2 separate regions of the Homo sapiens genome follow, and region 2 is linked to region 1. Evidence: chromatin loops called from intact Hi-C (ENCODE). Cell type or tissue: breast epithelium. All regions are shown on one strand. Links, peaks and the distances in the headings refer to the core of each region. The heading gives the core; the rest is flanking DNA. Region 1 holds the start of KRT40 (keratin 40). Region 2 holds the start of KRTAP4-16 (keratin associated protein 4-16).

The links. Hi-C counts contacts between places; a loop is a spot of excess contacts. Peaks named below come from ENCODE experiments on the same cell type or tissue, not always from the same donor. Only the 100,000 strongest peaks of a DNase experiment are listed, where the experiment ranks them.
Region 2: a loop joins it to region 1, with 11 times the contacts of the local background. A loop is called at or near these places in 1 of 110 quality-filtered maps.

What each region holds. Positions count from the first base shown.
Region 1 is chr17:40,975,613-40,985,637 of GRCh38, reverse strand. KRT40 (keratin 40) reads left to right here and starts at 1,312. Exons shown (of 7, transcript NM_001389244.1): 1 at 1,312-1,811; 2 at 2,510-2,592; 3 at 3,175-3,331; 4 at 4,487-4,648; 5 at 4,728-4,853; 6 at 6,614-6,834; 7 at 7,342-7,923. The coding sequence starts at 1,365. The coding sequence ends at 7,441. LOC107985072 (a long non-coding RNA gene) reads right to left here. Exons shown (of 4, transcript XR_001752886.2): 3 at 5,031-5,189; 4 at 1,781-3,310. RefSeq lists an enhancer at 5,031-5,632. In breast epithelium, for the core only: no CTCF peak of the experiment used is centred there; a DNase peak (open chromatin) is centred at 6,699; H3K4me3 peaks cover 420 bases; H3K27ac peaks cover 1,609 bases.
Region 2 is chr17:41,097,814-41,107,838 of GRCh38, reverse strand. KRTAP4-16 (keratin associated protein 4-16) reads left to right here and starts at 5,630. Exons shown (of 1, transcript NM_001396067.1): 1 at 5,630-6,337. The coding sequence starts at 5,630. The coding sequence ends at 6,337. KRTAP4-9 (keratin associated protein 4-9) reads right to left here and starts at 2,450. Exons shown (of 1, transcript NM_001146041.1): 1 at 1,351-2,450. The coding sequence starts at 2,450. The coding sequence ends at 1,818. KRTAP4-8 (keratin associated protein 4-8) reads left to right here and starts at 9,697. Exons shown (of 1, transcript NM_031960.3): 1 at 9,697-10,025. The coding sequence starts at 9,755. In breast epithelium, for the core only: no CTCF peak of the experiment used is centred there; no DNase peak of the experiment used is centred there.

The sequences.
Region 1 (10,025 bases), core at 1-8,000:
TTTAACTCACTTACATATGTTCTTCTGGTTTGGTTTGGTTTGGTTTCTACTATCAGGTACCTAGGAAGTAGCACTCAAGATTAGGAGAAAAAATAAGTTTATTCTGGATCAAAAATTTTTTAACTTTTTCAGATTAATCTGTTTTTTTCCTATAATGTTCTTAAAAATTCTAGAGACAATTTTCTCTATGCACCTTTGAAAATGAAATAAATGTAACGACTAAAACCAAGCAAAGTGAAATAGATTATCCTTCACAATGGAGGTGAAATCCAAGAGATAATTCAAAAAAATTACGTATCTCAAGTTCCTGTCTGTCAGATTTGGCACCAGAGATTTCATCCAGTGGAATTACTGATTTGGAACCTAAATAGAATTTTATTTTCCAAGTTCCAGTATTTTCAATTTTCATGAAATTCAGGCCTTCATAAATAAATAAATAGGAGAAAACAGGCTCTACATCTCAGAAGAAAAGATTCCTGTGGGTTCCTTGCCCCTACTCTGAAGTATAATCATTAAGGAATTCCCAAGGGACTAAAAGGTTATAACTTAGAATTTATATTTCACTCTTATTAGGAATACAGGTAAAATAGTATAACTTATCTAACAATAAGCAATGAGAAATGTGGAGAAGGCAAGTTTCAGGAAATCAAAGATCATAATTCCAGCTCTAACCAATTTATATTTTAGCCTGCAGAAAAACAAGTTATTCCTATCAGTTATGTAAAGTGACTTTTCCATTTGTACGCAGGTAGACATGGTTTGCACACACACACACACTTTAAACCCAATATATAGCTCACTCCTCCAGTCTTTATCAGCACATGCTCTGAGATCACAAAAAGCATTGAAAGATTACTAATCACACTGACCATTTTTATGGTGGTGGCACAAACAAATAATTGTCATTTTGTGAGCTGTAATACTAATTTTAAAAGGGGACACAAGCAATCAATCCACAGAATCAAAATCTGTGGACATATTATTTTCCTGATTTGTAATGAGTTGTATCTATAATTATTCATTGGCCAAATTTTCTCTTTCTTTTATTATTCTGTCAAAAGCACAATGCTTCCTATGACGATTTTCTGAAATAAGTGTTTTGTCTTGCACATGGAAATGGTGTGGGTCCTGCTTTGGTAACCTAAAGTTATCCCTATTTTATGAGGCATAAAACTCTTCCTCAGTAAATAAACAACTCTAATGAGATGTTTGTACGAAAACTGGCACCATCAGTGATAAAGAAAACATCCGGTGCAGTCTGTAAACACCCATTTTGGGGGGTTATAAAACTCTCAGGAGAGGAGAGTTTTGGAGTCAAGGCAACTGAAGTTTTGCAGCCAGTCTCTGTCTTTGCTTCTGGAAGGATGACTTCTGACTGCTCCTCCACACACTGCTCTCCTGAGTCCTGTGGCACGGCTTCCGGTTGTGCACCTGCCTCAAGCTGCTCCGTGGAAACAGCTTGTCTCCCCGGTACCTGTGCTACATCCCGATGTCAGACTCCAAGCTTCCTATCCAGGTCTCGCGGGCTGACTGGTTGCCTCCTGCCATGCTACTTTACTGGGAGTTGTAATAGTCCCTGCTTGGTGGGGAACTGTGCCTGGTGTGAGGATGGGGTGTTCACTAGCAATGAGAAGGAGACGATGCAGTTCCTGAATGACAGACTCGCCAGCTATCTGGAGAAGGTGCGCAGCCTGGAGGAGACCAACGCAGAGCTGGAATCCAGGATCCAAGAACAATGTGAACAGGATATCCCAATGGTGTGCCCGGATTATCAGCGTTACTTCAACACCATTGAAGATCTCCAACAAAAGGTCTGTGTCCTGTTGCCCTAGTGCTCCACCTTCCTGATCTATGGTTTGCTTTATCTTTCTACTAGAAGGGGCTGTTTTACAGAAGGAAACCAAGGGAAAGGAAAATTCTAAGAGTTAGTGATACATAGGGGAGAGCACCGGACTGAAAGTCAGAAAACCTCAGCATCAGCCCCAGAGCTACCCCTGATTACTGAGTGACTATAATAAAGTAACTTGCCTGTAGACTTTTCCTTCATCATCTATAGAATGCAGAAAAACTGTATTATATCCAAAATCGCTTTTGTACGTGACACTGAACATTTACATTATCTGAACACAGATCATGAAATGCCATCTTTTTAACTACCTAGTAATCATTTTCTTCTCTCCATGAATTTCTATTATTATGGGAGAGGATATACTCATAATACAAACTACTGATGGAGAAAACATTAATGGTGTTCAACTGCCTGAGAATGTTGCAAAATGTCTTATGTTATTAAAAAACTAAACCTTTTTATTTCATTATTTTGTTTCTAAATTGGCTCTGCTTTTTTTCTTCATGAAGTGACAAGGTTAATAAAAAAAAGCAGGCTGAGGGTGATTTTATACTTTCTTATAAAGACTTTCAAAAGATAGCTAATGGCATAGCTGTTGGATAGAAGTTTACTTAGGTTTCTCTCAAAGAATCATTTATCACATAATGACTTGCTTCCCAGATCTTATGCACGAAAGCAGAGAATTCTAGACTTGCTGTACAGCTTGACAACTGCAAACTGGCCACTGATGACTTTAAGTCAAAGTAAGTTTAATTTAATTTTATTTTATTTATTTATTTTGAGATGGAGTTTCACTCTTGTCACCCAGGCTAGAGCTCAATGGTGCTATCTCAGCTCACTGCAACCTCTGCCTCCTGGGTTCAAGTGGTTCTCCTGCCTCAGCCTCCTGAGTAGCCGGGATTACAGGCAGGCGTGCACCGCCACACCTAGCTAATTTTTGTATTTTTAGTAGAGACAGGGTTTCACCATGTGGGCCAGGTTGGTCTCGAACTCCTGACCTCAGGTGATCTGCCCGCCTTGGCCTCCCAAAGTGCTGGGATTACAGGCATGAGCCACCACGCCCGGCTTTAATTTTAATTTGAAAATAACTTATGGCTCTCTCTCTCTCAATCTCTCTCTCTCACACACACACACACACACAAATATTCTCTATATAATATTTTAAAGTTAAGAATGTTTTAAAAGCTTGAATTTATCATTACTTAGGAATTAAGAGAAATTATGCACATGGCTTCCTGAAGTCCGTGTGTCGATCCTCCATGTATCCCCACACTTTGCACAGCGTTCAGCAAAGTAAGCGTTGGATTTCTCTTTTGCTGTGAAAGGTACGAGAGTGAACTGTCCCTTCGCCAGCTGTTAGAGGCTGACATCAGCAGCCTGCATGGGATCCTGGAGGAACTGACCCTGTGCAAATCTGATCTGGAGGCCCATGTGGAGTCTCTGAAGGAAGATCTCCTTTGCCTTAAGAAAAACCATGAAGAGGTAAGGAAAGTGGCAACTCCGCTGAAGGACTCCGAGAGTAACGTACTTACATTGACAGATGATCTGTTGATGTTTGTAAATCGAATTTGGGCAGATGTTGTTTAAGCTGGAATAAAACTACTTGAGGCAGGGCCAGGCATGGTGGCTCACACCTGTAATCCAAGCACTTTGGGAGGCTGAGGCAGGAGGATCACAAGGTCAGGAGTTCGAGACCAGCCTGACCAATATGATGAAACCTCATCTCTACTAAAAATACAAAAATTAGCTGGGCATGGTGGCAGGCGCCTGTAGTCCTAGCTACTCGGGAGGCTGAGGCAGGAGAATCACTTGAACTCAGGAGGCGGAGGTTGCAGTGAGCCGAGATCTTACCACTGCACTCCAGCCTGGGTGACAGGGCGAGACTCCATCTCAAAAAACAAACAAACAAACAAACAAACAAAAACTACTCGAGGCATTATTACTATTCAACCTGATCATTCCAGTGTGTCTCTGATTTAAGGTGTGAAATAACCCCTAGACAGCGCCAGAGGAAGGAATCAAACTCTTCTCCTGCCCTTGCCTTTGTGGAGGAGGTAACTTCACAAATGGCTTCCTTTGGAGGCTTTATGCCACCCCTAGCTCCAGTCCACAGGGTATGAAAATCAGGCTGAGGAACAGACTGTGAAGTCCATTTCAAAAAAGGGATAAAGACTGTGCACTATCTGGACCAGTGTTTTTAAATATTCCGCATTTATAAACTTCTAAAAATCATAAAATATACAGCCACTGATATATTGATAAAGCTAGAAAATGAAAAGCTGAATGATGTAACAAAGTACATTTGCTCTTTGAACGTTTGTTGATGACAATCATAGCTAACATTTATTGACACCTTACTATGTGTCATAATTAACTTTTATAAGTTAATTATGTGTAGATTGACTCTTCTAGATCTCACAATAACTTTCTGGAAAAATGTCCAATTATTATGTCCATTTTACAGACGAAGAAACTGAGGCCCTTCTAAGTGGTGAAAAGAGATTCAGCCCAGGCAATCTGAATCAAAATCTCACACTTTTACCCACTGCTCCAAAAAACAGAAGTAGAATGCCATTGGATGTCAAATGGATTTTTCCCCACCATTCTGTGACATTCTTTACACCATCCCACTTTCAGGAAGTCAACTTGCTTCGTGAACAGCTTGGCGACCGCCTCAGTGTGGAGCTGGACACTGCCCCCACCCTTGACCTCAACAGGGTCCTGGATGAGATGCGCTGTCAGTGTGAAACGGTGCTTGCCAACAATCGCAGAGAAGCTGAAGAATGGTTGGCTGTTCAGGTCAGTACCCAGATTGAAAAAATGTCAGGCTTACAGACTTCTGCCTTTTTTGAATTCTCTAATGGTGTCTGTGTTTCAGACAGAAGAGCTGAATCAGCAGCAACTGTCCAGCGCGGAGCAGCTGCAGGGCTGCCAGATGGAGATCTTGGAACTGAAACGCACAGCCAGTGCTCTGGAAATTGAGCTCCAAGCACAGCAAAGCCTGGTGCGTGAGGCAAAGGCAGTGTCCGTTGTGTCACTGATAAGTCAGGCCCTGAGATGTTAAGCCCTCTTCCATATCCGAGGATCACATTTCCTTGCCTTTCCCGAGTACTGCCGTTTACCCAGCTATTAATAGAAGCAGAAGTGACAGGTCCACAGCTTGTCCTCTAAGATGCCTTACCTTCACTCCTGGGCTTGAGTCTGATGCTGCAGCAGCCTCCAGAGACAGGGAGGGAGAAGCAGAGCTGGAGAGAAACCTCCGGGCCATGGTCGCTTAAGCATTCTGGCAGGTTTTAATTCTCATTTGATTCAGGCCAGTTTTCCAGGCTCACTGTTATATCTAAAACAAAGAATCATTTTCAAACATTTCATCCTACAGTTTCCCAGGATCTACACTTCAACCTTATCCTTCACTGCACCACCCCCCACTCAAGCAACAGGAACACCATGCGTTCAAGATGACATGAACCAGTTCTGGTCAAGCACCACTGTGTGCATGTCATTAGGCCCTGCGGAGAACACCTAGAAGAACAATAGCTGAGCATTCATCCTGTGAGAGGCACTATGCTGATTTAAGGCTCACAGTAACTTTACCGGATAGATACCTTTATCCCATGACACAGATAAGGAAAACTGAGACTCAGATTAAGTAACTTGCAAAGGATGCAATTCTAAGAGGCAAACTTGGAAGCTGAGTTCAGCCAGTTGAATCCCAGAGTCTCTTCTCTCTCTCTTTTTAAATTTATTTTTATTGATATATAATATGCGTAAATTTTTTTTACGTAGATGTGATATTTTGTTACATGCATAGAATGTGTAATGATCAAGTCAGGATATTTAGAGCATCCATCACCTCAAGTATTTATCATTTCTATGTGTTGGGAGCATTTCAAGTCCTCCCATCTAGCTATTTTGAAATGCACAGTGTATTGTTGTTAACTGTAGTCACACTTCTCTGCTGTCCAACATGAAAACATATTCTTTCTGTCTAACTGTATGTTTGCACCCATTAACCAACCTCTCTTCATCCCCTTACCACACATATGCCAGTCCCAGCCTCTGGTATCCAGAGCCTCTTCTCTTAATAGCACTATACTACCCCTCCCTGCCAAGAGCCCAAACTCAATCTTTCCTCTCATATGTTGTGGATAGTCCTTAAGCTTCACAAATATGTCATGTATTGCTGTAGTCATAGTGGTGGTAGTGATAGTTGACACGTAGAACAGTGGCAGTATGGCTGGCACTGTTCTAAATGCTTTACGCACATTAACTCTTTTTTTTTTTTTTTGGACGGAGTCTCCCTCTGTCGCCCAGGCTGGAGTGCAATGGCATGATCTTGACTTACTGCAAGCTTTGCCTCCCGGGTTCACACCATTCTCCTGAGTAGCTGGGACTACAGGCGTCCACCACCGTACCCAGCTAATTTTTTATATTTTTAGTAGAGACGGGGTTTCACCGTGTTAGCCAGGATGGTCTCGATCTTCTGACCTTGTGATCCGCCCGCCTCGGCCTCCCAAAGTGCTGGGATTACAGGCCTGAGCCACCGCGCCCAGCCCGCATATTAACTCTTAATCTTCACAACCGTCTAATGAAACAGATACTTTGTATTCTCCACTATACAGAGAATAAAACTGAGACTCACAGAAGCTAAATAATTTGCCAGTGGTCACATAGCTAGAAAAGGGTAAGCAGGAATTTGAAAGTAGGCACTCTGGCCCGAGAGACTGCACTTCATGGTCCTTTGGACAATGTTTCCTCCCGCAGACAGAATCTCTGGAATGCACCGTGGCAGAAACCGAGGCCCAGTACAGCTCCCAGCTGGCCCAAATTCAGTGTCTGATCGATAACCTGGAGAACCAGCTGGCCGAGATCCGCTGCGACCTGGAGCGACAGAACCAGGAGTACCAGGTGCTCCTGGACGTGAAGGCCCGGCTGGAGGGTGAGATCAACACGTACTGGGGCCTGCTGGACAGCGAGGACAGCAGGCAAGTTCCACAGTTACTCATGAAATCCCCCAGAGTCACAAAGAGGCTGATGTAAAAGAATCCTGTTTCCCCAAAGTCTGGACAAGTTCAGACCTCCCCAGTGTGTTTAGGGATCTTCTTAAAAAAGTGCTGAAAAGTGGCTGAGGTTAAGAACATGACACTAGAGATATTTTTAAAATATTCTAAAGGCAGATTAATTATTAGTGTAACATTTCATGCTGGCATCTCCCTTTGTTCCTGTTTTCCACTAAAGGAAAATCAGGAATAGGCCTAAGATAACATTTGCAAAATCAAGAAAAAATATAAAATACTATTCAACTGCCACTGCTACAGTGAACATGAAGTGGCAATTCTGGGTGCAGAGAAGAAACAGGCTTCAGTCAATGCTATTGTGCAGAGTTTTTTTCAGAACATAATTTGTAGGGCAAATTTTGACACGGTTTTTCTGAGTTGCCATTTTATCAACATTCCCTTGTTAATCTTGGTTGAAAATCGATTTTTCCCCAGGCTTTCCTGTAGCCCATGTTCGACCACATGCACCTCGAGCAACACTTGTGAGCCATGCTCAGCCTATGTCATCTGCACTGTTGAAAACTGCTGCTTGTGAATGTTAAGGACAGCAGGTAGAGGAATCAAAGCCAGCAGCATCCTAGAAAGGAGATGGGGCTTCAACCAGGGACATCCAAACCGGAAGCACAAATCCAGGAGGCTCTCATATCCTGGAATTGCCCTCCAGGTATCCTCAGTCTTTCTGCTTTACTATTTCCTCTCCTTCCGGCTTATTTGTGGTATACTGGAAGCCCATAAAGCATTCTTGCTCATCTCCAAATAAAACGTGTTTTATTCCTTTAGCGTGGTAAATATAGCTCTATGGCTGATTACTGTTGATAGAATATTCATTTTATGGCAAGGAAATCATCTAAACCCATAACCATAGTTTCAATGTACATAAACCCAGGCTGAAAATATTTTTTAACTCCTCAAATACAAATAAATTAATGAACCCATGAGAAATGTCATATATCTTAGAAAATAGTTGTGTGTATCTTTCTGAGGAAAAATATTAGGAATAAAATATGATAAAATGTATTTTTTGATTATAAAAGTACTAGATTCTCTTTTTTTAAATTTGGCTCATTAAAAGGGAAAAGGTCACTTATGATTTCATCTTCCAAACAGCCATAGTCAATATTTTGGGGTACTTTCTTCCAGTTTTCTTTCTTATAATAGATTTTTCCACACAGCTATAATCATACTAACATATGCACACACTTGTGTAAACTTTCTTTCATTTATGTCATCTAAGCATTTTTAATTCTAATAAAAACATAAGATTGTATTGTAGCCATCACTTTTTTTATTTTTTATTTTTTTTTTGAGACAGAGTCTTGCTGTGTCACCCAGGCTGGAGTGTAGTCACACTATCTGGGCTCACTGCAACCTCTGCCTCCTGGGTTCAAGCGATTCTCCTGCCTCAGCCTCCCAAGTAGCTGGGACTACAGGTGTCTGCCACCACACCAGGCTAATTTTTTTTTTTTTTTAGTAGAGACAGGGTTTCACCGTGTTAGCCAGGATGGTCTCAATCTCTTGACCTTGTGATCCACCAGCTTCAGCCTCCCAAAGTGCTGGGATTACAGGTGTGAGCCACTGCACCCAGCCTGTAGCCATCATTTTACTGGTTGCATAATGTACCATAAGGTACATTGATCTGTTATTGGACATTTAGGTTATAAGAATAATTATTCTCATATATTTAAAAAACAAGGTAGAGAACTTCCAGAATGATGTATATTTCCATATTCCTCCTCCTAAAAACCCTGGAAATTACATATCAAATAAACATAAGAGGACTCTGAAAGGTAGAAGAAGAAGCCAAACCACCTAAAGATGTTGAGACTCCAGGAGTGACACTGTGGTGAGCTCCCTGGATTAGCTTTTTATCTCATATATCCCAGAGGGGGAGCTGGAGAAACCAACAACCAGAAACACCAACAGGTGCAGACAAAACAAACAAACAAACAAACAGAAAGAGCTTGCTCTGCTTAAAGAACCAGAAAAGAGGCAGCCTAGAAAGGCGGAAAACCTTTAGACAATAACCACTCAACTCAGCCAAACACCACAGAAAATATCATTTCACCCACCCATATCCACACAAGGAAAGGCCAGGTGGGGAGTCCAGACTTCTATCCTTCCCAGGCTGTAATAAGGCACTCAAACTTCACCACTGGGGTGGAATCAGGGAAGGCTAAGTGAGAGATCCAGGACTTTCATTCCTACTATGAGACATGGAAGCACTCCCTGTCCCACCATCATGGTATCAGTGGAGACCACACGGGAAGCCTGGACTTAACTCTACAGGCTGCAGTGAGGCTCTTCTTTTCTCCTCTGGGGTTAGTGTCACAAGAGTCCTACTGGACAGTCAGAACTCTTTCCCTCCTCCAGCAGTACCAAGGCCACCCCCATGCAGTGTCAGTGGAAGCTGCATGGGAGCAATAACAAGATATTCCTGCCCCTCCTGGCCAGGGTGGTATCAGCAGAGGCCAGGTAAGGAGTCTAAAATCCTCCCTCCCAGCAGTGATGAGGGGGGCTCTCCCCTTGGGTGTCAATAGGGGCAAAGTGGAGAGAACCTGTATTTCTACTCCCACCTGGTAGGAATGAAGCAGTGTCCCCCTTCCCCTGCCAAAACAGTGTCAGAGGAGACCTGCTAGAACATAAGATTAAACAGTATCCTGAATCTCATAACATAATGCCCCAATGTCCAGGTTTCAATCAACAATTGCTCTTTATACCAAGGATCATAAAATCTCAACTTACAGGAAAAAAGATGATCAACAAATTCAAACATCAAGAGGAAAAAGACGTTAGAATTAACTGACAAGGGTTTTTAACTTTTTATTTGTTATTTTTCTGGGTACATAGATGTATATATTTATGGGGTACATGAGATGATTTGACACAGGCATGCAATGTGTAATAATCACATGGAGAATGGGGTGTCCATCCCCTCAAGCATGTATCTTTGGTGTTACAAACATCCAGTTACACTATTTTACTTATTGACAATGATTTTTAAATAGTCATCATAAAAATGCTTCAGTAAGCAATGCTTCAATAAACTCTTACAACAAATGCAAAAATAGAGAAGACTCAATGAAGAAGATGGAAAGACTCCAGTGGAAATTTCAGAACTG
Region 2 (10,025 bases), core at 1,178-9,177, 120 kb before region 1:
GGTGGTCAGATAACACTTTTGTTTTATACATTTTAGGGAGACATGAGATATCAATCAACATATGTAAGATGAACACGGATTTGGTCCAGAAAAGGCAAGACAACTCGAAGCAAAGGCGGGACAACTCGAAGCTGGGAGGGGGCTTCCAGATCATAGGTATATAAGAGACAAATGGTTGCCTTCTTTTGAGTTTCTGATTAGCCTTTCCCAAGGAGGCAATCAGTGCATTTATCTCAGTGAGCAGAGGGGTGACTTTGAATAGAATGAGAGGCAAGTTTGTCCTAAGCAGTTCCGAGTTTGCCTTTTCCCTTTAGCTTAGTGATTTGGGGGCCCCAATATTTATTTTACTTTCACAGCCTCCTAACCTTATTTATCCTGCCTCATGTTTAAGAAGGCATCATAACTCTATGACTGAGATCTGGACAACATTTTTCTTAAGGCATCTGAAAAAATATGAAGCTTATTTTTCATATTTGAACATATCTGAACAAATCATCTTAAACTTGATTGGCTCAATAGCTTAAGGCCATTTCAGAGCTGATAATAGTCAAATAAAAGTAAAAACATCAAGAGCAGGTGCTCCTACTAGAATGCCAAGTTATAGTCACTTACCATATTCTTTCAGATTCAAATGAAGGCACCTCTCTTGGAAATTCTAATTAGGATATGCACCCCAGCTGCGACCTACTCAAGACTGAACTAATTCCAATAAAATAATTCTTAAAAAGAAAAGCGAGCCTTGAAATTTTCATCCTTTCTGGGTTTATATATATTAAAATGTTAAGTGTGGAGTTGTTTAAATTATAATGTAAACCCGTAGAGACCACAGTCAGCAATATACCATGCTATCCAGATGAACTACAGCTCAATATGCTTTTTTGTCTCAGCAGAACTCACTGGGAAATAAAGCCCACTTTTTGATTATAAATTCCAAAATGTTGTTATTGAGTAAAATGAATTCAGTACATGAAATTCTTTATAGAAGATTTCCCTTCTTTCATTGGTGTCTAATTTTCAGAAATTTGGTTTTATCTTTTTTGTCAAAACAGGGACGATAGTATTATGAGATATAATGTGTTAAAGATAAAATGTGTTTCAAGAGCTAAGGTATGAATTAAAACTGTCTTAATTTAGGATATTAAGACACATGTGCACACACACACACACACATACACACACATATACACACAGCACTTCTATTCCAATACCGTAAATTATCTATATTCGATATAGCATGTATTTTCAAAGTGATTTCAACACGGGTTGCTTTTCCTGCGTCTTTGTGTAAAATATAATTGTCAGGGAATCAGTAAAATAATTATGAAAGCAATAGAGAATGATACCAATGAATTCTTATGTACAGAAATTTTATTAAAAAGCAGAGATGCAACAAAGCATAAGAAATTCACACTAGGAGAAACACAGAATATAACTGGGCGGCTGGATCTGAGGGTGCAACCTCAGTGACAAAACTGGTCCTGCAGATAATGTCTGCCTCACTGAGAAGAAGATCTGTACCTCAAAGTGATAAAGAAAATGAGGAAATTAGAGGATTGGAATAATTTCTAGCTAGTGGATTACAAATTAATTCACATTTGGTGCCACCACCGGAAGAAAAAGAAAGCAAGGGAGGGAGTTTAAAATGAATCAGAATGTTCTCAAAGAGTCAGTGAAATGGTGATGGGCTCATTGGAAACATGAGTTCCATTCTATTGAATGACATCAACCCCACTTCCTGTATCCTAATGGTCAGCACAGTAGAAGGGTCTACATCTGTGGGCCAGTGGTGAAGGGGGAGATAAGCCAGGGCAGTGGGCTCAGCAGCAAGAGGAGGCACAGCACAAGGGGCGGGGGCAGCTGGAGATGACACAGGTTGGGCGATAGCAAGTGGTGTGGCAGGAGACTCGGCCACAGACTGGACGCACGCAGCAGCAGGGGCGGCAGCAGCTGGATTCACAGCAAGAGGGGCGGCAGCAGCTGGAGATGCTGCAGCTGGGGCGGCAGCAGTTGGGCTGGCAGCACACAGACTGGCAGCACTGGGGCTTGCAGCAGCTGGACACACAGCAGCTGGGGCGACAGCAGCTGGAGATGCAGCACCTAGGGTGGCAGCAGGTCGTCTCACAGCAGCTGGGGCGACAGCAAGTGGGTTGGCAGCACGCAGGCTGGCAGCACTGGGGCCTGCAGCAGCTGGACACACAACAGCTGGGGCGGTAGCAGGTGGTCCTGCAACAGGTGGTCTGACAGCAGCTGGGGCGGGAACAAGTGGGTTGGCAGCACACAGACTGGCAGCACTGGGGCCTGCAGCAGCTGGATACACAACAGCTGGGGCGGCAGCAGGTGGTCCTGCAGCAGGTGGTCTCACAGCAGCTGGGGCGGCAGCAGGTCTCCTGACAGAGGTCTTGGCCGCAGCCCTGGTCAGAGCACACGGAGCCACAACAGGAGCTGACCATGGTGTCAGAACGGGGAGGATCTGGGTGGGCTTCCAAGAGAGTGAAGTTCTTGGGTTTGGAAGTCTTCTGGGTCCATAGCCACCTTTATACCCTGCTGAAGGCCCATTGCCACCACGTCATTATTTCCTTATTATTTACCTCGTGGAAAACTTAATCATGTAATTACATAATTGTGTGCTTCTACTTAAATACTCCAAAAGAGAGAAAATAACCCATTTCCTTTTCCTGCTGTGCTCCTGTGTTTCTATTGGAAACACTTGTCATATTTCTTCCTTAGTGGGGGTCACCTTTGTCCCTGGTCTCTGCAGTGTCTTTTACAAAGCACTGGTCACATGACTCTGACACTTTATTTCTAAATGTGATTCTCCCCCCTACCTGTAGATTGCTCTCTGCAAATCATGGGGGACAATTTTTATAATGTGAATGTGTCTTTTGTTGTCAAATAATGTCCTGGTCAGATGAAATGTTGGAAAGGAATTAGAAGGAAGGACTCATTCGGGAGAAGGATGTCCCATCTATAATGAAGATGACTCTGATTCCGTGTATGCTTCTTGAATAGTTGGGGAGATGGTCAGATCTCAAGGAAGTTATAAACTCTGTGTCAGATCTCATTCCACCACTCCAAGTGAAAGTACTTAGCCATGACTCATTGCCTTTAATGAGTAAAAACACATTTTTCTGTATGTCTTACAGTATAGGCATTTGGAGTAGGAAGTTTTGATTTACCTTTGATCATCAAAACTGCATGATGGATTTTCATTGACAAAAGCATTTGTTATATGTAAACAATATTTAGAATTATTAAGCCTTCAATAATATGCATCCAAGACATTCTATTGGGTACTCTGGGTATAGAACAGATAAACCCTCCTCATTTTCCTGCAGGTACTTGTATAAGACACATGCATAAGAAACAGAATTTGGCAAAAATGAAAAGAATTACAATTATGTTCATTAAACAACTAAAATAAAAATGTATAGTATGTGGATAATTTCCACACACCCTCAGTGTATATATATATTACTTGTGAAGTATTGACTATGTACCAGACATTGTGCTAAATATCTTTTTCATTTTCACTCTTTAATACAACCTTAAAAAGTAGGTACATTCTTATTACTCTTTTAGCAGAATACTCAAAAGAAGCATTAAAAAGCTAAAACAAACAAACAAAATACTTGTCCAAGATTAAAGAGAAAGTAAGCCTAATATGTCTTAGTGTAGCCAAGAAAGCGATAAAGAATACAATTTGCTAAGCTTGCTGAGACTGCTTCATCTTCTTGGAATGTTTCATCTTTTTTTGTCCACTCTGCAAACTCCTACTCATGTGTCAAAACCCAGTTAAAATATTTCCTTCTCAATAATATATTTCCTAATAAGCTACCCCATTCATCTATTATTATTTCCTGTCTTGTGCTCATAATTTGATACATTCTACTGTATCATAGACATTTACTTCTTTCATTCCCCCATATACAGTGCAAATACCCTGAATGCATGGGCTATGATGTTTCTTTTTGTTACCATGATACTCAGGACAGAGAACACTGGTGATAAATGTTTCTTGAGTGAATGAAGGCTTTTTGATGACATAGAAGCATGTAAGGTCCTTTAAAAGTGTATATATCTTTTGACTTCTGGATAAAAGAGAGGAAAACATTCCAAACAAGGGGATCAGAGTTTCATTTCAGGAAAACTACACTTATTTCTATGGTAAGTAACATGTCCCCTGATAAATAACATATGTGGAAAGTTGTGGAAGTTAGGATTCTGTTTATAGAATGAGACTTGGTTATAGATAACCAGGAATACCGTGTCTTCCCACTGTGGAAGGAAAAAGAGAGGGTGAGACAGAGAAAGAGGGAGTCAAACTCATCCTTTTATAAGGAACCCTCTTTTGTGATAACAGCATTAATCCACTCATGAGGGTGGTGTCACCATGACCCAAACATCTCCTGTTAGGCCCAACCTCCCAACACTGCGGCATTGAGGATCAAGTTTCCAACACATGAACTTTGAGGGACACATTCAAACCATTGCATTCCACCCTTGGTCCCCCAAATCCATGTCCTTCTCGTACACAAAATATATTCATTTTATTCCAATAGTCCCAAAGTATTAACTTGTTCCAGCACCAACTTAAAAGTCAAAATGTAAATCTAAGAGTCTCATGTGACTCTGATATGAATAAGACTCAACACAGGACTTATCCTGAGGCAAATTCTCCTCCATATGTGAACCTATTAAAGAAGTTATCTAGTTCCAAAATCCAATGGTGGGAGAGGCATAGGATAGACAGGCCCATTCCAAAAGGCAGCAACAGGAAAGAAAAAAGGGTAACTGGCCCCAGGTGAGTCCAACAGGGAAGACAGCATTAAATCTTAAGACTGGAGAATAAACTTCGACTCCATGTGCTGTCTCCTGGATGTGCCCGACATGGGGAAGGGCTGCCTGGGGCCTTGGTGTTAGGCCCCAAATGCCCTCAGATAGCCCTGCCCCATGGCTTTGCTGGGCTCAGCCCATACAGCAGCTATCTGATTGGAGTCTCTGCTGCAGCTCTCTCAGGCTAGTATTGCAGGCTGATAGTTCTACAGTTCTAGGGTCTCAGTGGCTGCTCTGACCCCCCGTTTTCCTGAGCATGGCCCTAGGAGGACCTCTCTGCTGTGGCTACACCCCTAAGGCAGGCTGTCAGAAACATCCTTTCAAACCTAGGTGGACCACCATTGCCCCACAACTCCTGCAGTCTGTGTATCTACAGTCAGTACTACATGAACACCACCAAGGCTCACAGTTTGTGGCCTCTGCAGCAGCAGCGCAAGTCTCATCTAAACCCACTTGAGCCACAACTGGAGCAGCAAAGGGGCACTGTGCTAGAATGTGGAGAGTACCAAACCCTTTCTGACCTTAAGATTCTCTCATTTGGAGCCTGTGATGGGAGGGACAGCTTCAAAGATCTTTGAAATGCCTTCAGAGCCATTCTCCCACTGATTTGATGAACAGCACCTAGCTTCCTTCTATTCATATCAATCCTTGTAACAAAGCATTACTTGGCCACAATCTTGCATGCTTTTTCATTCTTTATATGGTCAGTCTCCACATTTTCCACATCTTTATGTTCTGTTTCCCTTTTAATTATGAATTCCACCTTTAAATCATTTCTTTCCTCTTGCATTTTACTATGTGCAGTTCAAAGATGCCATGCAGCCCCAGTGCTTCCAGTCTGTGTGCTGCCAGCCCACCCAACTGCTGTCACCCCAGCTGTTGTCAGACCACCTGCTGCAGAACCACCTCCTGCTCCCACAGCTGCTCTGTGTCCAGCTGCTGCAGACCCCAGTGCTGCCATTCCGTGTGCTGCCAGCCCACCTGCTGCCGCCCCAGCTGCTGTCAGACCACCTGCTGCAGGACGACCTGCTGCCACCCCAGCTGCTGTGTGTCCAGCTGCTGCAGACCCCAGTGCTGCCATTCCGTGTGCTTCCAGCCCACCTGCTGCCACCCCAGCTGCTGCATCTCCAGCAGCTGCTGCCCCTCTTGCTGTGAATCGAGCTGCTGCTGCCCCTGCTGCTGCCTGCGTCCAGTCTGTGGTCGAGTCTCCTGCCACGTCACTTGCTATCACCCAACCTGTGTCATCTCCACCTGCCCCCACCCCTTGTGCTGTGCCTCCCCTCCCCTTCCCCTCCCCTTCCCTTCCCCACCCGTTCCCCTCCCTTTCTTCCTTTCCCTTGCCCTCCCCTCCCCTCCCCGCCCTTCCCCTCCCCTCCTCTCCCCAGTGTTAATCCCCTCCCCTTCCCCTTCCCCTTCTCTCCCTTCACTTTCCCCTCCCCTCCCCTCCCCTCCCCTCCCCTCCCCTCATTTCCCCAGTGTTAATCCCAAGAGCATGCTTCAATAAACCTCCTGCATATTGCTCTCCATCTCAGTGTCTGCTTCCTGGGGAACCCAGCCTGTCCCCCAAAACAATTTGAAATTCATGATAGCTAATTTGAGAGCTCAAATGACTGACTGAAATGTACTTTTAATATTTTAGTTCCTGAAAGAAATAAGAATGTAAACATAATAGCAGAAAACATACTTAACAGAATCTGTAGAAAAAATTATGAATTTTATATAAATCAAATTTATTATTTTCTAAGGATTTTTATATCATTTATACACAAATATATGCTCTTTAAACATTTAGACAATACAAAAGAATGCAACCAAAGGTAAGTTTCCCATCACGGTCTTTGCCAATCCCATTCAATACCTAATGTTACAAATTGAGATACATCCTCATTAAATGCATGCATAACACATGTATGTATTTATTTGAAAACTTGGCTTTCGTTGCACATCTCTTGTTCTGACATTTATTCAAACGTTATTTTATGTCCTTCAGGAAATATTAACACTTTCCTTCACATAGGCTTGGCAGATTTATTTACATATTTTTCTATTTACTCTTGAGAATTGTGAGCACATTGTTCTTTTTTAAAATTATTCTTAAAGTCCTAGGGTACATGTGCACAATGTGCAGGTTTGTTACATATGTATACATGTGCCATGTTGGTGTGCTGCACCCATTAACTCGTCATTTACATTAGGTGTTTCTCCTAATGCTATCCCTCCCTCCTCCCCCCACCCCACGACAGGCCCCAGTGTGATTTTTCTCCATTAAATTTTAGAGACAATTATTGCTAGTGTATAAAAAGTCTATAGATTAGTATAAGTTCATATTTTATCTGATCTCATGATTCATACTAATACCCAGCTGACTCTCCAGGATTTTGTAGGTGTGCAATCATGGTGGCCAAGTGCCTCCAGCCTCAGGCCTGTCCCCGGGGTTCATCCCCAGATGCCCACAGTGGGGGTCCTACCATTAACACAAACACTGTTGGGATTTTCTACCTTTTCTGTCTTACTTTCGCCATTTCCTCACTTGTGCTTCCTGGGATCATCCCCCAAATAAATTATGTGCACCCAGGTATTTTTCTCAAGGTTTGCATTGGGTAGAATTTAAGTTAAGACAACAGATGATCAACAAACATTTTTGGCTGACTGATACGAAACTGGAAATAATAGTTATTTCAATCGACAAGAGTAAAACGAGGGAGTCAGGAGGTGAAGGAGAACCAGTGCTACCATCTGGCGTTTACTTCCTTCCTGTCTTTTTACTGTGTGAATATAGGCATGCACGTTCAACACTGTATTCCTGGTTATCTATAAACAAGTCTCATTCTATAAATTGAATCTTAACTTCCACAACTTTCCACATATGTTATTTATCAGATGACATGTTACCTACCACGTAAATTAGTTTAGTCTTCCTGAAATGAAATTATGATCTCTTTGTTTGGAATGTTTTCCTCTCTTTTATCCAGAAGTCAAAAGATATATACATTTTTAAAGGACCTTACATGCCTCTATGTCATCAAAAGCCTTCCTTCACTCAACAAACATTTACCACCAGTGTTCTCTGTGCTGAGTATCATGGTAACAAGAATAAATGCCATAGCCCATGCCTTCAGGGTATTTGCATTGCACGTGGTGGAATGACAGAAGTAAATGACTATGATACAGGAGAATGTAACAAATTATGAGCACAAGGCAGGAAATCATGATACATGAATGGGGTAGCTTAGCAGGAAAGATATTATTGAGGAGGAAATATTTTAACTGGGTCTTGACACATGAGTAGGAGTTTGCAGAGTGGACAAAAAAAGATGAAACATTCCAAGAAGATGAAGCAGTTTCAGCAAGCTTAGCAAATTGTATTCTTTAGGGCTTTCTTGGCTACACTAAGACATATTAGGCTTACTTTCTCTTTAACCTTGGACAAGTTGTTTGTTTGTTTTAAGTTTTTAATGCTTCTTTTGAGTATTCCCCTAAAAGACTAATAAGAATATAAACTAGTTCATAAGGTTGTATTAAAGTGTGAAAATGAAACAAATGTAAGATATTTGGTACAATGCCTGCTACATAGTCAATACTTCACAAGTAATATACATACCATGAGGGTGTATGGAACTTATCCACATATTATACATTTTTTATTTTAGTTGTTTAATGAAAATAATTGTAATTCTTTTCATTTCTGCCAAACTGTTTCCTATCCATGTGTCTTATGCAAGTACCTGCAAGAAAAAGATGAGGGTTTATCTGTTCTACACCCAGAGTACCCAATAGAACATCTTGGATGCATGTTATTGAAGGCTTAATAATTCTAAATATTCTTCATATATAACAAATGCTTTTGTAAATGAAAAATGCATCACGCAATTTTGATGATCAAAGATTAATCAGGCTGGGTGTTGGGGGCTCACGCCTGCAATCCCAACACTTTGGGAAGCAAAGGCGGGTGGATCATGAGGTCAAGAGATCAATACCATCTTGGCCAACATGGTGAAACCCTGTCTCTACTAAAAATACAAAAGTAAGCTGGGTGTGGTGGCACACACCTGTAGTCCCAGCTACTCGGAAGGCTGAGGAAAAGGAACTGCTTGAACCCAGGAGGTGGAAGTTGCAGTGAGCCGAGATCATGCCACTGTACTCCAGCCTGGTGACAGAGGGAGACTCCGTCAGAAAAAAAAAAAAAAAAAAAGATAAATCAAAACTTCCTACTCTTAATGCCTATACTGTAAGAAATACAGCAAAATGTGTTTTTACCCTTTAAAGGCAGTGAGTCATGGGTAAGTACTTTTGCTGGAGGCTGTGGAATAAGATCTGACAAAGAGTTTAGAACTTGTTGGGATCTGACCATCTGCCCGACCATCCGAGATGCACACACGGGATCAGAGTCATCCTCATTACAGATGGGAGATCCTTCCACAAATGAGTCCTTCCTTCTAATTCCTTCCCAACATTTCACCTGACCAGGACGTTCTTTGACAATGAAAGATACATTCACATTATAAAAATCGTCCCCCATTATTTGCAGACAGCAATCTACAGGTAGGAGGGAGAGTCATATTTAAAAACAAAATGTCAGAGAGTCCTGTGACCAGTGCTTTGTAAAAGACACTGCATAGACCAGGGACAAAGGTGACCCCCACCAAGGAAGAAATATGACAAGCATTTCCAATGGAAACACAGGAGCACAGCAGGAAAAGGAAATGAGTTATTTTCTCTGTTTTGGAGTATTTAACTAGAAACACACAATGATGTAATTACATGATTAATTTTTTCAGTAGGTAAATAATAACAAGGAAATAATGACGTGGTGACAACGGGCCTTCAGGCGGGTATAAAGGGGCTATGGACCCAGGAAACTTCCAAACTCAAGAACTTTACTCTCTTGGAAACCCAAATAGATCCTTCACCCTCTGACACCATGGTCAACTCCTGTTGTGGCTCCGTGTGCTCTGACCAAGGCTGTGGCCAAGACCTCTGCCAGGAGACCTGCTGCTGCCCCAGCTGCTGTCAGACCACCTGCTGCAGGACCACCTGCTACCGCCCCAGCTACAGTGTGTCCTGCTGCTGCAGACCCCAGTGCTGCCAGTCTGTGTGCTGCCAGCCCACCTGCTGTCGCCCCAGCTGCTGTGTGTCCAGCTGCTGCAAGCCCCAGTGCTGCCAGTCTGTGTGCTGCCAGCCCACCTGCTGCC